Regions from separate parts of the Homo sapiens genome. Here region 2 is linked to region 1. The links are chromatin contacts, found by Hi-C or POLR2A ChIA-PET in ENCODE. All regions are on one chromosome and are shown on one strand. Each heading gives the region's core, a stretch centred on a gene start or an enhancer-like site at or near the end of the contact. The rest is flanking DNA. Distances are from core to core; before and after follow the strand shown. Region 1 has its middle 140 kb from the start of KLF5. Region 2 has its middle 210 kb from the start of KLF5.

Region 1 (2,950 bases), core at 311-2,810:
TGGGTGGACTTGAGAAATAATAGAGAAATATTATAACCTGGTGATATATTAGAGATGGGGCTGTGGGAAGGGAAGAGTGACGAGGCAACATCTTCCATTTTAGTTTCTGGTTTGGGCAACTGGAAGAATAAAGGTACCACTTACTGAGATAGAGAAACGAGAGGAAGAATAGGTTTGGATGAACGGAGATTCTGAGCTTAGTTTTGGACATATTGATTGGAGTTTATAGTTACGTTTATGAATACATCTAAGAGCTGTCTCAAATTAGTCAATACACAGATCCAATTGATTCTTTCCTTGTTTTTTTATTTTTTAGTATCTTTTATTTTTTTAGAGACAGGGTCTTGCTCTGTTGCCCAGGCTAGGGTACAGTGGTGCCATCACAGTTCACTGCAGCCTTGAACTCCTGGGCTCAAGTGATCCTCTTGCCTCAGACTCCTGAGTAGCTAGGACTATAGGCACATGCCACCATGCCTTGCTAATTTTTAATTTTTTTTAAATTTTTTGTAGAGACGGGATCTCACTGTGTTGCCCAGGCTGGTCTCAAACTCCTGGCTTCAAGAAATCCTCCCGTCTTGTCCTTCTGAAGAATTGGAATTATTATAGGCAGGAGCCACCATGCCTGGCTTCTTTTCTTGTTTTTTCTTTTTTTCCATTTTTTTCTTTTCTATTTTTTTCTACTACCACCAACCATAATTGTGTTAAAAGATACATTTAGTCATATTAAAATTTTAATGAATTTAAGCATTCAGCAATTCATGAATTGAGCATCATCAGACCTCAAGTGGTTCAGCACTCCATGAGGTGTGGGAAGTGTGTGAGAGAGGAAACATCAAGTATTCTTGGAAGCAAGACAGAGAAAACATTTGATTAGCCAATGTGAAAAGTCCCTAGTTAGAGGTCAGTTGGTGGTTTCTGATTGGTCAGATTTCTAGCTAAAGGTTATTTGGTGGTTTCTAATTGGTTAAGCTTAGATTTTGCTTTATTGTTTACATCAAATTGGGATTTGGTTTGCTTATGTCGGAACCCAAGGCACTGGAGCCATCTTAGCCCAATGGCCTCCTAGTTAAGTATTTTTAATGATTTAAATTCCCATCACCTCACATCTGGAAAGTCAAATACCCTTCTATCCTACACTTCTATAATATTCCTCTGTACAGAGTTGCAGTAGGAATGTGCCCAAAAGTTGGTTTTGCTGGGTCATCTTCCATCTCACAACATTTGAATGGTTTTCTATTGCCTGCATAATACTTCTAAGACTGCCTGCAAAGTTGCTCCTAACTACTCCAACCTTATCCCACTCTCCCTAATGGTGAGTTTATCTCAGTTTGGCCAAACTAGAACTTCAAATACAATCTACCCCTTCCTGTCTCTGCATCTGTGCTCATGTCACTGCCTGGGCTTGCTTATCCTCTCTACCCATCTGACCCTTTAAACTCATCCCCCAAGGCCGAGATCTTCTCTGGAGGCCATCATTTCCCTCCACTGTAGCTCAACCTGAGCCCTTCCTTATCTGAATCTGTGAGTTCCTGTCTGTGCCCCTCCCATGCCATGAACATTTATTCTCATATTGCACTGTTTTGCAATGCCCCACTGATTTGATCTCTCTATACAAGGATGAGGACAAAGGTCAGGTATCATGCTACTTTCATATTCTCCAGAGCACCTAGCATAGTTCTGTACAAGATAGGCACTCAATAACTATTTGTCGACTTGAAATAATAAGGTACGTTTTTCTCTTTCCCGCTGGTCTTATCTCTGCTTGAGTAAATGAGGTTGATATGTGAAGGCAGTTGAGATTAAACATGTAAAGTGGAAGAATAAACAAGAGACAGAGGAGATTTTAATAAAATTTTATGATATAAAAATCATAATTACCTGCTAAATCTATTTTTTAAAGCTTTTAAAGTATTCAGATTGCTCCTCTCAACCTGGTGGCGTTTTGGTGTGTTTGACTAAAAAGCACACAGGTGCTAAAAAGCAGAATTATTATTTTAAAAATATTTGGCAACAAAAATAAACTTGTTTTAATTCAAAAGTTCTTGTGATTTTTGTTTCCTCAAATGACTTCATAGAAAACTCCTCATGAAATTTTAGTGTATATCATCTATTTTGACTCCAAATTGACTTTGGTTAGAAAAACCTCATTTCTTTTAAAAAATCAATGATAAATAAATAAAATATGTAGATCAAGTTTGTTGGCATAATAACAGATTTAGTTATAAATTGAAGACTTCAATAAAATAAGCTTGGAGTTAGAAATTACCAAGACATGCTCTAAGAAAAAAATAATAAAAAGAACAAAAGCACTCAAACTGTGATTCACTATGAACATTTTCCCTGTAACCAGCTCTGCTACTTTCATTACAGAATTAGAGAAGTAAACTTAAAGCATAGTTAAGTCAACAGAAACTGTTCTAGGTAAATGAATTCAACCTTCATGGTCACTGACACACAATATAATCTTGTTTCTTTCAGAATTTTATTCTTTAAGTAACTAAGTGACTCACAAGCTCAGAAAGTATTTTCTGGTACAAGTAAGTCTGAGCTTAGCATAAAATATTCTGAATATTTCTTCTTTTCAGATGAGTATTTAAAAAATAATAGTTCCTTTCTGGAAGGTGTAATTGGCTTTTGGTTTGCATGCCTACAAATGATTGTCCTTTTGTAGAATACATTTTAGGATAAGCTAGAATACAGCTTTTCCTTTCTCCATCAAAATCCTACCAATAATTTAGGGTTTAGCTCAAATATTACCTCTTTTATACAACTTTGCTTTATTTTTAGGCAGAATTAACCAAATTAGAATCAAATTAATCACCCACTACACCTTTTTTTAGGGGAAGGGATGTATCTTTTTTTTTTTTTTTGAGATGGAGTCTTGCTCTTGTTGCCTAGGCTGGAATGCAATGGCATGAGCTTGGCTCACTTGCAACCTCTGCCTCCCTGG
Region 2 (2,823 bases), core at 200-2,699, 75 kb after region 1:
CTCATTGATCCTGGAAAATAAATGCATATTGCTGTAAGTTTCAGAAACTCAAGAATATTTTAAGACAATCAACTTAGGAATAAATATATTACTAAAAAGACAATTTTACTGGTCAGGCAAAGAGCTGGCTCTTTCTGGAAAAAAAAAATGCTGTGCTTGGGTTTTCAGTATTCACACAGATCCTTGTTTGATGATTTCCAAACATACAAAATAATGTATCTGTTAGAAGTATGTTTGAAAAGTTAATATCTGTAGTTGATTAGCACAATTGAGGAATTAATGTATTCACTTTTTATTTATTCTGAATTATAATTGCTAATTGTTGTCGGTTAATCTAAGTAAGGCCTCGGGCCTTTATTGGAAGTGTCTGTCTTTGAAAGTTGTCTGCCTTGAGTTTCCTCAGCTACAATCAAGACTTGAGAAATTCAAACACACTTGTAAATCTAGACATCTATTAATGCCCATCAATAACCAGTAATCAAGGCCTGAATCTATTAGCAAAACAAATAAGCAGCCTTTGAAATGAAAAGATAAATATAAGAAATCATGAATATACTAATTGCCCTTTGATGTTACAGCTGTTAGACCAAATTTGGCCCCTAGCAATGGAGAGAGACACTCGTGTGTGTGTGTGTGTGCGTGCGTGTGTGTGTGTGTGTGTGTGTGTAGCTGTGCATGCGCACATGAACATGCATAGATATGTCCTCTATGTGGAATTCTGCCTTTTAAGTAGTTCTGAAAAAGAATTACAACAGGTTTACTTTTACATGGGATATTTGCATAGACACAGTCCTTTCCCACCCATATTTGAACAACCATATTTTTTCCTTATTCCTTCTTAGTCATTTCCTCCTCTTTTCCCTGATACTACCTTAAATACCCAGACATTTCCCTACATTGCCCATCTGCCCCCACAGGAGCCATTCTCCTCCCAGCATGGCTCTGCAGGTTTCACAAGGGCAGAATCTGGATGACAGCCAATGGCCCAACAGCTGTTACTGATGAGCAGTGTTGGAGTCATCATTAGTTGGGAGGACAAAATTGCTTTAGGGATGTCTTGTTGGGGACTGAGAAACAATGGCCGAGATGGCCAGCCTGGCCAGCCATCAGGAGGCTCTGTGCTTCCTTTCTCTTTGAGCAGATACCAGCCTTAAGCCAGCTGTATCTATAATGGGCTCAATTGCAAAATGCAGCAGACTCTTCAATTGCAGCTATGAAGTTGCAGGACACTGTACAGCAAGATTCAATTGCTTAAAAGTATGTATGCATTTATGATTTTACATGTACACAAAAATCCAGGAAGTAGCTACACCAAATTATTGACAGTGCTCTGGGACAGGTACCAAGGCAGGTGCTGAAGAAAAAGGCCAATCCTGTGTCGTCTCAGGACTTTATGGTATAGAAGGGAAGATGATTACAAGACCCTGTGGTGATAAGGCCAGTATGGAGGGATGTGCAGGCTGCCAAGGGAGCATTCCTGTCTGCTAGCCCAGGGCTCTTCCTCTTTGTTCATGGCTGTGTGATATGTACACAGTAGCACTTTACAAAGGTTCAGTGGGCCAAGATTGCAGGAAAGACTAATTTCCAGGAGCACCATCTGGGTTCAGGAAGACCAATCTAGAGGCGACCATAAGAGTCCAAGGGTTGAGGAGGATCTAGTCTGGATGAGCTTGGTGTAAGAGAAAAGAAAAGGTTAGATTCATATATTTTATAAACACACACACACACACATGATTTTCTTACAAACATAAATTCCTTTGAATCACAAACTGTGAAGCCCAGAGTGATTTTATGGGGATGTAAAGCTTATGCAATTTTGGACTCCTTTATAAGAAAAATGAATTAAAAATATAAAAATTTGTTATAAAAATGAATATTGTGAATGAGAAAAATATTTAATCTGGCAAATATCACAAACACCATAACAATTTAAAATATGACATTATTTTTATTAACTGCCTGAAATACTTCTGCAATACTTTTTTGGACATTTTTTGACTTCACATTTTAAAATCACTTTTTATAACAAGATTTTTATGGTATTATTTTCTATATAGATACTGGAAAGATAATTTAGTCTTTCCTCTAGCATTGTTAATCAAAATGTGTTTTTTGTTGTTTTTGTTATTTATAGGATGCATAAAAATTATAGCCTTACTGCTACAGAGTTGTACCTTACTGTTAAAACTGAATATTTATGTCCCCTGCCCAAATTCACATGTTAAATCCTCATGCCCAGTGTGATCGTATTTGAAATTGGAGCTTTTGGAAAGTGATTAAGTCATGAGAGTGGAACCCTCATGAATGGAATCAGTGACCTTATAAAAGAGGCCCCAGAGAGCTGTCTTGTCCCTTCTGCCATGTGAAGACACAGAGAGAAGTCAGCCATCCATGCACCAGGAGTGGGCCCCTATCAGACACTGTATTAGTTCATCCTCATGCTGCTATGAAGAAGTACCTGAGACTGGCTAATTTATAAACGAAAGAAATTTAATTGACACATAGTTCTGTATGGCTGGAGAGGCCTCAGGAAACTTACAATCATGGAGGAAGAGGAAGCAAACACGTCCTTCTTCACACAGCAGCAGGAAGGAGAAGTGCAGAGCAAAGGGGGAAAAAACCCCTTATAAAACCATCAGATCACATGAGAATGCACTATCATGAGAACAGCATGGGGGGACCTCCCCCATGATCTAATCACCTCCTACAAGGTCCCTCCCTCAACACATGGAGATTATAATTTGAATTACAATTCAAGATGAGATTTGGGTGGGGACACAGAGCCAGACCATATCAGACACCAAATCTGCCAGCATCTTGATC

Evidence for each region. A loop is a pair of places that touch in the nucleus more often than their neighbours do. ChIA-PET counts read pairs that join two places held with the same protein, here RNA polymerase II (POLR2A).
Region 2: a loop to region 1 is called in a map of DLD1, with 4 times the contacts of the local background. The contact joins two enhancer-like sites. A Hi-C loop is called at or near these places in 1 of 168 maps with a recorded cell type or tissue (DLD1). POLR2A ChIA-PET finds 5 or more read pairs at or near these places in 3 of 52 experiments (BJ, WTC11 and activated T-cell).

The regions. Positions count from the first base shown.
Region 1 is chr13:73,192,896-73,195,845 of GRCh38, forward strand. No RefSeq gene overlaps it. Among named protein-coding and RNA genes, the nearest start is that of KLF5, 140 kb to the left of the region's middle. Within about 2 kb of position 1,561, at least 4 of the 41 ENCODE cell types and tissues checked have a DNase peak (open chromatin) inside an H3K27ac peak, as active enhancers do.
Region 2 is chr13:73,267,547-73,270,369 of GRCh38, forward strand. No RefSeq gene overlaps it. Among named protein-coding and RNA genes, the nearest start is that of KLF5, 210 kb to the left of the region's middle. Within about 2 kb of position 1,450, at least 3 of the 41 ENCODE cell types and tissues checked have a DNase peak (open chromatin) inside an H3K27ac peak, as active enhancers do.